3 separate regions of the Homo sapiens genome follow, and all the other regions are linked to region 2. The links are chromatin contacts, found by Hi-C or POLR2A ChIA-PET in ENCODE. All regions are on one chromosome and are shown on one strand. Each heading gives the region's core, a stretch centred on a gene start or an enhancer-like site at or near the end of the contact. The rest is flanking DNA. Distances are from core to core; before and after follow the strand shown. Region 1 has its middle 120 kb from the start of LINC00702. Region 2 has its middle 25 kb from the start of PITRM1. Region 3 overlaps LOC105376360 (a long non-coding RNA gene).

Region 1 (3,402 bases), core at 730-3,229, 930 kb before region 2:
AGCCCCCGATCGCAGGTCTGCAACTGAATTTTGCCCGTAGATCATTTAGTGGGAGAGTCAAAGTGCCAAAATAAACATTGTGTTACACGCAGATTCCACAATATTTATTTTTTGACTCATAATCCATTTCTTTCCTTATCGAATGATCATTATCTCATTGTAATTAACAGTTGCCAATGCTCCCACTTGTACTTTTTTTTTTCCTTGTGAAGAAAACCATCCCATAAATAGCAAGTGCAAAGTGGTAGTGCCACAGTGGAGTTACTGTTTTTTCCCCCTTCTTGTACATGAAGAAAATTTTACATCTGTAGTTGATGCCTTTACTGGCTTCTCAATTAGTGGAAACAAATTTGTCATTGCAGACAGTAGCTCCAGTGACTTGTGGCTAATGGATTCACCCTTTGAGCAGAACTTTATGATCCAAAACAGCCTATCCCACACTTGTGTTTTTCAAGCTATTGATAGGTGCACCTTGAGTGAAGGGGATGGAGGTGGGAGAGGGAGAGATGTCAGAATCAAAAAACATTGTGAAATCTTGAGATTTTGTTTGTTTTTTTTTTAAGTTAAAAAGATTTCTCAACACTTTACACTGATGTGTTTTGTGAAATGTTCAGAGGTGGATATTGCTTTCCGTATAGATTGTTCAACAAAATTTGAGGCCATTATTTTGGACTAAACTCCTGCGATCGCAACAGACCAGACAAATCATAGTGGGGTCACCCAGGCTTACCAAACCCAAACCCAAACTGAGCAGTTCTCTGCCCTCTGAGGAACCAGGAGAGAGATAGCCTAACTTCCTGAACAGGACAGGTTTAGTCTTCAATGGGCAGGATAATGAAGTTCCCTGTGTTTAAATCCTTAATCTGAAGTCACATCATGTGAACTCATCAGTTTTTCTATTGTTTCTTCTTTCTGGCCCCAGTTGTTACAGGAAAGCGATTCTGATCCAGACCCCAAGAGAGGGTTCTTGGATTTCGCGTAAGGAAGAATTCAGGGTGAGTCTGCAGTGCAAAGTAAAAGCAAGTTTATTAAGAAAGTAAAGTGGTGAAAATACGGCTACTCCACAGACAGAGTAGGACAGACCCGAAAGTAAGAGGAGGAATGTGTCCACCCTAGGTACAATACTTGTATATGTAGGATAAAAAAGATCATGAAGAGATAAGCTCTGCTACAAGGGTTTGTGATAAAGGATTAATTTTCTCAATTACTATATTTTGCAAGAATCGATATTATTATCTTTAAAGCAAAATTAGGAATGCCTTTGTTCTCCAGATATCGGGATATCTAGACACTCCCGAGTCTGGGTCTGCTTAATAAACATCTAGAAGCTAAGGATGCCTGACTTTCTGGAAATGCAGCTCAGCAAGTCCCAGCCTCGTTTTCCTAGTCCTCACTCAAGATGGAGTCGCTGTGGTTCAAATGCCTCTGACACAGTGGCTTACAAGGAAAGTAACTTGGAAGCACCCAATACACTTTTTATTCTTTGTTTCTCTTTCTTCAGCCCTTTTTCTATCTGTAAAGCCAATCTCCTGTGTTCAGTTCATTGGAACACATATTCCATTTTAGAGAATATAGTGCTGCCTGATTCTAGGATGTCAATAAAGCCAATTGGCATCTTGGAACGGAATTTGTTGTCATTTTGTCTTTTGCAAGATGAAGGTTTCTTGAGCAAAACCATCATGGTGGAGGGGCTTCCGCACAGTGCCTGTTGATGAAATCAAGAGCATGAGGGACTCCTTCAGGAAAATCCTTCAGAGATCTAATTAGAAAGAAACCTGTCCCAAAGCTTGGCACATTAGTGATGCAGGCTACATATTTATTTCCTATAAATTCTGAATTGTAAACTTGGTAACAAATAGTAACTGGACTTCAGAGTCTGGTGACCTTTAGAGGCTGTTGACTGCAAGTATTCATGGATTAACTGTGCTGAGGCTGGAGGGTACAGTGACCCAAGGTTAACTACATGAGCCAGGGCTTTCGCAGCTTCCTCATTTTGTTGACTCTGTACCAGGAAACCAAAGCTCCTTCCTCTGAAATGAATGGTTCTTATTTGCATAATGGCCTCCTTTTGTTCACTTTGCAGAGGCAGTTGATTACATTAGAATACTTCAAACACAGCATTGATCTATCAGGCTAATAATTTTCTGATAAGGCCCATGAATTTTCCCTCTGACCTTTTTTGCTAATGACCACGGTCTGTGAATTGTGGAATGAAGCGTATGGGTTGTTTGTGTCTGCAGATTCTAGAAGACAAAACATTACAACCTATATAATAAACCACAATTTTAAAAGCTGGTTCTTTGTTTGAGTTGGAGCAGGTTAGTCTGCATTCGGTAAAATCTAGCTTGCCCACAAATTCCGAAAAGCAGGTGGCTAAGTAAAATGTATAGGTTTATTCCTCTCACGCATGAGTCAAATCCAGAAGAGAGTGGTCCCAGCACTGTGTTTGAATCTCTGCACCCTGCAATCCCAGTTCCTTTTAGTGGTCACTTTGAAATGGCCTTTGCAAAATTATGACTGAGACAGTGAAAGAGATCTAACCTAACTGACTCCATCTTGCTTTTAACCTCTAAGCTGTCCGTGTTCCTTCCTGGGTGTAGGCTGAAGTAACTTTGGGAGGAACTTGGTTTATAGTGGTTTTTTTGTTGTTTGTTGGTTGGTTGGTTGGTTTTTCCAGACAGAGTCTTGCTCTGTTGCCCAGGCTGGAGTGCAGTGGCTCCATCTTGGCTCATTGCAACCTCCACTTCCCGGGTTCAAGCGATTCTCCTGCCTCAGCCTCCTGAGTAGCCAGGACCCACCACCTGGCCCCAGTTAATTTTTGTATTTTTAGTAGAGATGGGGTTTTACCATGTTGACCAGGCTAGTCTTGAACTCCTGACCTCAAGTGATCTGCCCACCTCAGCCTCCCAAAATGCTGGGATTACAGGTGTGAGCCACCATGCCTGGCCAGTTTATAGTTTATAGTTCAAAACAAAAACTATTAACAGCCCTTTCCCAAAACAAACCACCTTCTTGCCTGGGGACTAGACTGCCTTTGTAGAACTAAGAAATTACACACGAGATTGGAAATCATGATTTAGGAGTCAGGCAGCTGGAGGCTACAAGATTCTAACCCTCTCTACGCTGCTCCTAAGATCAGCGCTTGAGATATTTTGCAGCCCCTGCACTTGATGGATCAGCTGCCACCGCCAGCTCAATAAACTGGCTCATCTGATCTTGTGGCCCCCACCTGGGAACTGACTCAGCACAAGAAGACAGCTCCGACTCCCTATGATTCCCTCTCAGACCAATCAGTACTCCAGGATCCCTGGCTTCCCCTTACCCACTAAGTTGTCCTTAAAAATTCTGATCCCTGAATTCTCAGGAAGACTGATTGGAGTGATAATAAAAATCCTGCCTCCA
Region 2 (3,544 bases), core at 342-2,841:
TGTGCACGAGGGCTGTCGCCACAAAGCACCACAGACTGGGGGTTTAACTCCCAGCAAGGTATTTCTCACAGTCCTAGAGGCTGCAAGTCTGAGATGATGGTGTGGGCAGGGCCAGTTCATCCTGAGTCCTCTCCATGGCTTGCAGACGGCGTCTTCTCCCTGTGTCCTCACAGGGTCGTCCCTCTGTGTGCACCTGCATCCGAATCTCCTCCTCTTATCAGGACATCAACCCTGTGGTTTAGAGACTACCCTGATGGCCTCATTTTACATTAATTACCTCTTTAAAGACCCTATCTCCAAATACAGTCATAATCTGAGGTCCCAGGGGTTGGGGCTTCCATGTAGGATTTCCTGGGAGACACAATTCGGCCATCACATGACCACCAGTGTCCCCTTGGGCATGCATTGAATGCTTGTGTTCACCCCAAAAATTCATGTCAAAGCCCAAGCCCCTCATATGGCAGTATTTAGAGGCAGGAACTTGGGGAGACAATGAGGGTTGGATGAAGCTATGACTTGGGGCCCCACGATGGGACCAGCGCTGTAAAAAGAAGAGGAAGGGGGCAGAGCTCTCTCTCTCTCCCTCTCCTCTCTCTGTCTCTCCTCTCTCTCTCTCCCCCACCCCCATGTGAGGATACAGTGAGAAGGTGCCCTCTCTCAACCAGGAAAAGGCCCTCATCAGCAAGTGAATCTGCCGGTGCCTTGACCTTAGACTTCAGTCTCCAGAACTGTGAGGAATCCCTGTTTGCTGCTGAAGTCACTCAGTCTTCGGTATTTTGTCACGGCCCGAGCTGGCTAAGACAACCAAGCACTTCTTAAGTAACGAATGGGCCCTTCTCAGAGCCCAAATTAGCCCTAAACACGATTCACCTGAAACACTGGGCATTCCAATCCTAAATCATGAGAATCAGCTGAGCTTCAGACTGGTTTAAATGCCAAAGAATAAACAAGAGAATGCAATATTCAAAAAGACATTAAAGTTTGAATTATCTCAATCACCTGCATATATCCAATTGGCTAGATTTTCACATTTTCAAATAAATATTGACTGCATTTGCACTCAGTGGAACTATATTCCTAAGTAATATTCTGGGAGTTGTATACAAGACAATTTTATGAAGCCTCTTTAACATCACCTCGTTTTAGAGTCTGTGTCACATAATTGACACCCGCCGTGCTGGGGGCAGTGTGGTTTGCCACAGTCGCAATCACTGGCGAATGAGCTAATCCCGAAAGTTGTTTTATGAGCTTCTTTTCACCAGTGACACCGAAGCACTGATCCCTGTCCCTGATAAGCCTCGTGTAATGACTCAACCCTAAGAAATCCACAAACAGACAGCTATCCCTTAAATGAATGCATTTTTGAGAGATCCCAGTGAAAATTCTGAGCTGCCGTTGCTGGAAGACCTGATGGGGACGTCTCCTTTCGCTGCTCCATGTGGTAACGCAATGGTCAGCGGTCACTCCCTCCTGATGGAAGGAACCAGCAGCACCTGCCTGCTACCAGCTGTAGAACGAGGGAGACTGAGTGGGAGACGTTCCCAGAGTCTCGGCAGCGCCCGGCCCGGTTCAGCCAGGCCTCTGCTGCCCTCCGGTGGCCTTCGGCTGGAAGCAGCGGACAGAGAGTCCCGCTGCAGGAGGCTGGGACGCAGAGCATTCCTGGAATTAATTCCTGGACTGCTGGGAAAGCGGCCGGGGTGTCTGGGGTGTGCAGGACTAAAGCAAACCACTCAGCCCTCGGCCTGTAACTCCTTGCTTCCCCCAGTGCATTTTTCTCCTTGGTAAAATCCAGATGAAATGAACCAAAAGAAAAAGCAGCCTCCAAGATGAGAGGTCCCGGAAGGAAGCCTTGGAAGGAAGCGAGGGGACGCCCCTGGCCTCGGCCTCATTGCCTGTTCCTTCTCCTCGGCAGCTCTGCATGGCCCCCCAGCAGGACAGCTCATCCAAGGACACCCCTGCCTGGGGCCTGAGGACCCACCTGCAGGGCCAGACCCCCCTCCCCACCCCGGGGTGAACACAGCCCCCACAGGCCCCAGTGGGCGGGAATGTTCCCCGTGGTGGCCATTCACATAACAGGACAAAAGAGCCCCCACGTTTGCTGGGATGACTCTTGGGAGACCGCCAGCAAGTTGCAGACCACGGCAGAGGCCGAGCTGAGATGGGAATTCCATGCCCAGGTCTCCCTGGACTGAGGGAACGTGATAGAAAGCTGAAATAGAAACAGAAACAATAGTGACGCCTCTTTAGAAAGGCTACAACTGAAAACTGGTTCCCAGTCTAGCCTGATGGACACACGATCTGAAGAGATCCAAGACCCGTTTCTGAGAGGAGAGAGAAGACCGTGGCCGGCAGACAGGGGTGATGCTCTCAGCTGCCCTTTTCCAGCCAAGGCCAGAAATGTGGTGTTGCTTTGGCTGGCTTTACACCCAGGACCCCAAGCGAGCTTCCTCCCCAAAGTGGGCTGTCCTCTGGACTCTGGGTTGGGGACATCTCTGAGCCAGCTGGGAGGTCAGAGACAGGTTTACAACCAGGAACCCCCTCCCAGGCCCGGCATGAAGCGTGGGCTGCGTACCTTAAAAATGTGGCTTTAGAAAGTGAAATGTTGGCCGGGCGCAGTGGTTCACACCAGTAATCCCAGCACTTTGGGAGACCGAGATGGGCGGATCACCTGAGGTCAGGAGTTCAAGACCACCCTGGCCAACATGGTGAAACCCCATCTCTGCTAAAAATACAAAACTTGGCCGAATGTGGTGGCGGGCGCCTGTAGTCCCAGCTACTTGGGAGGCTGAGGCATGAGAATTGCTTGAACCCTGGGAGGCAGAGGCTGCAGTGAGCTGAGATCGTGCCACTGCACTCCAGCCTGGGTGACAGAGTGAGACTCCATCTCAAAAAAAAAAAAAAGAAAAAGAAAAAGAAAAGAAAAAAGAAAACAAGAAAGTGAAGCAGCGTCAACACCAGCCAGGCTCAGTACCCTGGAATTACATATTCAGTTTGTGGCCTGATGTGGGGTAAGTTGGTTTCAAAGAAACAATAAACCTGTAATTTTAACAAATTGATGTTTGGCAAACTAGACATTCTAGAAGGCAGTCGTTCAGAGGGCAGCTGCTGGTGGCTGGACAGCTTCTGAACGGGCAGCCAGTGTCCATGGCCAGGTGGGCAGTATTTGCTTCTCAGTTCCAACTGGAATCATGACTCCAAAGCGACAGCTGCCACGAGCAACAGAGAATGGAGAGAGACACACCCAAGCGTGGCCACACAGCAATTCACAGTCAGGAAGGAGAAGCCGGAGAGGGACTCAGCCGATGACCCCAGGAGCCACAGAACTCCCACTCACTGCAGGCGAATCTACCCGGGAGAGAAGGGAAAAGAGGTTCCCCAAACACCACCAGGGAATAGGATGATATTCATAGCAACAAGCATTTATATGATACTCTGTGCTGGGTGCTTTACCTGTATGTACTCATGAATCTTGATAACGCTTGAGCCAGGAGCTCTTCCGTGAACATTGTCGTTTTGTAGAAGAAGAAACAGAGTCACAGGGCCC
Region 3 (3,774 bases), core at 1,172-3,671, 540 kb before region 2:
CAAATACATAAAATGTGCATGCATGTGTGCATGTGTGTGTGCATGTGTGTGTGTGTGTGTGTGTAGTCCTTGTCTTCAAGGTCCATATGTATATATTTCTTGTCTTCAAGGACACACACACACACATGCATATATATGACAAAAAATGTATATATGAAACTTGAAGGCAAAAAAATAGCAGGAGTTAGAGCAAAATAAACTTGGAAAAACAGAAATTATAAAATAAATGAAACAAGAATATTGTTTAAAGCTAAATAATATGAGCCTTTAAACCAAAAGGCCCACAAAATACCAAACAATTCAAATTAAAAAAGAATTGTATTTAAACACTTGCTTGTGAATGTTATGTAATCAAGGTTAAATGGAGTAACAAAAGTGTTACTATACACACACGCACACATACATGGACTACACACACACACATACATGAACACACACATGTATATGTATATGTATATATAGAGATTAACGGAAGTGGCTGCTGAGATTATGAGGACCTAGAAGTCTCACAATCTGCTGTCTGCAAGCTGCAGAGCCAGGAATGCTGGTGGTGTGGCTCAGTCCCAAGTCCCAAGTTCAAATCTGAAGACCTAAGAACCAGAAGCTCCCAACGTGAGGGCAGGAGAAGATGGATGTCCTGGCTACAACACAGAAAGAAAATTCACCCTTCCGCTACATTTTTTGTACTGTTTGGGCTCTGAAAGTGAAACTGCCTTTGCAAAATTATGACTGAGACAGTGAAAAAGATCCAACTTAACCAATTTCATCTTGCCTCTAACCTCCAAGCTGTCCTTGTTCATTCTTGTCATAGGCTGAACTAACTTTGGGAGAAACTTAGTTCATAGTTTACAGTTTAAAACAAAGACAATAACAGCCCTTTCCCAAAACAAACCTCCTTCTTGCCTGGGAACTAGGCTACTAACATTAGCCACAAGATTAGTAATTACGGTTTAGGAGTCATGCAGCTGGAGGCTACGAGATTCTGAACCTCTTTAAACTGCTTCTAAAATCCGTGCTTGAGATGTTTTGTAGACCCTGCACTTGATGAAGCAGCTGGCACCACACAGATGGATAAACTGGCCCATCTGATCTTGTGACCCCCACCCAGGAGCTAACTCAGCCCAAGAAGACAGTGATGCTCCATGATTTCATCTCCAACCCAACCAATCAGCACTCCCCAACTCACTGCCCCTCCCCACCCACCAAATTATCTTCAAAAACTCTGATCTCCAAATGTTCGGGGAGACTGATTTGAGTAATAATAAAACTCCAGCTTCCACACAGCTGGCTCTGTGTGAACTACTCTTTCTCCATTGCATTTCCCCTGTCTTGATAAATCGGTTCTGTCTAAGCAGCGAACAAGGTGAACCCGCTGGGAGGTTACAAAAGAACTGGATTATGCCCACATTGGCGAGGGTGGGTCTTCTTTACCTCCATTCACCAATTCAAAAATCAATCCCATCAAGTCAAATGAAATGCAAATCTCTTCCAAAAACACACCTGGGAATGGACTTTTACCAGCTATCTGGGCATCCCTTTGCCCAGTCAAGTTGACATAAAATTAACTATCAAAAAAGTCTTTCTGAAAAGTGGATTAGCCGGGCACAGTGGCTCACACCTGTAATCCCAGCACTTTGGGAGGCCGACGTGGGCAGATCGCAAGGTCAGGAGATCGAGACCAACCTGACTGACACGGGGAAACCCTGTTTCTACTAAAAATACAAAAAATTAGCTAGGTGTGTTGTTGGGTGCCTATAGTCCCAGCTACTCGGGAGGCTGAGGCAGGAGAATGACCTGAACCGGGGAGGTGGAGCTTGCAGTGAGCCGAGGTCGTGCCACTGCAGTCCAGCCTGGGGCACCTGGGGCAACAGAGTGAGACTCCATCTCAAAAAAAAAAAAAAAAGAAAGAAAAGTGGATTAAAGATCTTAATTTTACCAATCAAGTAAAAATATACATTGCAATATAAAATATTATTTTGTGAATCTTTTTCTGAAGATTTAAAAATTATCCAATAAATATGTTTAATCTAGATTTTATTATAACAAAAACCACTATGTCTGCTGATTGGTCAAATTCAAGACCTGTACAATAAGGATCACTAAAATATGAGCTGGCGGAGGACAGGGTTTTGGCTGCATTCTTACAGCTGTATCTGTGGCACCACGGACAGGTTTGATTTCAGTGGGTGACTTGGCACTTAGTAAACACATTCGCTGACTGAGTTGAATACTTAATTATGTGTCAGCCTCTGGATTTAACACACACTCTCTTGCCCAAATTTCACAACTGCCCTATGTAATAGACATTACTCTGCATTCCTAATACTGAGAAAACAGAGGTATTAAGGGCTTGAGTAACTTGCTGCAATTCTCCAGTTAGTGAGTGATAAAGTCAGAATGCGAATCTTTACCTAAATGCCTCCCTTGATGACCAACCTGTGAAACAGCTACTGATATCTCATGTGTACTGAAGATGAGGTTTCCTGGCTCAGCTGATAAGTCAAGTGTTTTTGGTAGGGACCTACACAATGGGATGATTCAGCTTTTATGGACTCTGCTCCTTTAGTCTATTCTGAAGGGTTATATAATGGATTTTTCTCTTTTACTAATGTGTATCATTTTATTAGTGTTTGAAGTCTTGTAAAAAGTAATATCTGAAGGATGTAAGACAGCAAGTGAGAAAGAAACAGCTCAGAAGAGACTGAGTAATGCTGAGTAATGTTACCTGAACTTCCTGCTCTGCTGGGGTTCCTCTCATACCATATGAGTGGGTAAAGGGTGAAACGAAAATCTTATCTCAACATCCTTCCCCTGTGGATGACAAACTTTGATATTTATTTTATCATCGATATCAGTGAGTCCATATTTATAAAGCGAGGAGCTCTTACAGGAAAGCATTTGTCAAATACCTAATTACAAAATATATTGACCTTCATATTCTAAGTCAAGTGATATATTTTGTATCATTTTCTGCAGAATTATGATAAAGCACAGTGTGTATAAAGTCAAGTTACCCATTATTCTAGCACTGTTTAGTGTTTATATGACACATGCCAAACATGAGAATAACCCCCGTTTGAAAATGTATTTTTTTGGTTACTTACAGCTACCTTATTTTTTTCTTCTTCTTTTTTTTTTTTTTTCTTTGAGATGGAGTCTTGCTCTGTCACCCAGGTTGGAGTGCAGTGGCACGATCTAGGCTCACTGCAAGCTCTGCCTCCCGGGTTCACTCCATTCTCCTGCCTCAGCCTCCCGAGGAGCTGGGACTACAGGCATCCGCCGCCACGCCCGGCTAATTTTTTGTATTTTTAGTAGAGGCAGGGTTTCACCGTGTTAGCCAGGATGGTCTCCATCTCCTGACCTCGTGATCTGCCCACCTCGGCCTCCCAAAGTGCTGGGATTACAGGCATGAGCCACCGTGCCCGGTCTATTTTTTTCTTCTTATAATACATGTGCATTGTAGTACATTTGAGAAACACAGAAAGGAACAAAATTTTAAAAAAATAAAAATTATTTGAAAACTTGCCATGCCCATATTGTGTCTATGAATGTTTTGCTCTATTTCTTCCTATGCCTATATGTCTATTTTAATAGGATACAATTTAGGTGATGACTTTTTTTCCTCTTAGCATTAAATCACTGGTAGTGTCTGATTTTGCTTTATCATTTCCAGATAGTAGTAGCAAAATCCATAGGGGCTGGATTCAAATAGTTACTCTGTTTAGACATTTTGTCACATAAGAGTCTTATAGTTTTCTCTTATCCTCAGTTTTC

The links. A loop is a pair of places that touch in the nucleus more often than their neighbours do. ChIA-PET counts read pairs that join two places held with the same protein, here RNA polymerase II (POLR2A). Pooled maps may share reads with other maps.
Region 1: a loop to region 2 is called in a pooled map, with 4 times the contacts of the local background. The contact joins two enhancer-like sites. A Hi-C loop is called at or near these places in 1 of 37 single-sample maps with no recorded cell type and 10 of 50 pooled maps. POLR2A ChIA-PET finds 5 or more read pairs at or near these places in 1 of 52 experiments (endothelial cell of umbilical vein).
Region 3: a loop to region 2 is called in a pooled map, with 5 times the contacts of the local background. The contact joins two enhancer-like sites. A Hi-C loop is called at or near these places in 9 of 50 pooled maps. POLR2A ChIA-PET finds 5 or more read pairs at or near these places in 5 of 52 experiments (MCF 10A, PC-3, activated CD4-positive, alpha-beta T cell and 1 more).

Annotation. Positions count from the first base shown.
Region 1 is chr10:4,126,753-4,130,154 of GRCh38, reverse strand. No RefSeq gene overlaps it. Among named protein-coding and RNA genes, the nearest start is that of LINC00702, 120 kb to the left of the region's middle. RefSeq lists a silencer at 1,792-1,992 and an enhancer at 1,731-2,370. Within about 2 kb of position 1,979, at least 7 of the 41 ENCODE cell types and tissues checked have a DNase peak (open chromatin) inside an H3K27ac peak, as active enhancers do.
Region 2 is chr10:3,195,584-3,199,127 of GRCh38, reverse strand. No RefSeq gene overlaps it. Among named protein-coding and RNA genes, the nearest start is that of PITRM1, 25 kb to the right of the region's middle. Within about 2 kb of position 1,591, at least 7 of the 41 ENCODE cell types and tissues checked have a DNase peak (open chromatin) inside an H3K27ac peak, as active enhancers do; they include PC-3, where a contact is called at or near this core.
Region 3 is chr10:3,739,203-3,742,976 of GRCh38, reverse strand. All of the region lies in intron 1 of LOC105376360 (a long non-coding RNA gene), which reads right to left. Among named protein-coding and RNA genes, the nearest start is that of KLF6, 44 kb to the left of the region's middle. RefSeq lists enhancers at 495-634, 2,208-3,407. Within about 2 kb of position 2,421, at least 6 of the 41 ENCODE cell types and tissues checked have a DNase peak (open chromatin) inside an H3K27ac peak, as active enhancers do; they include PC-3, where a contact is called at or near this core.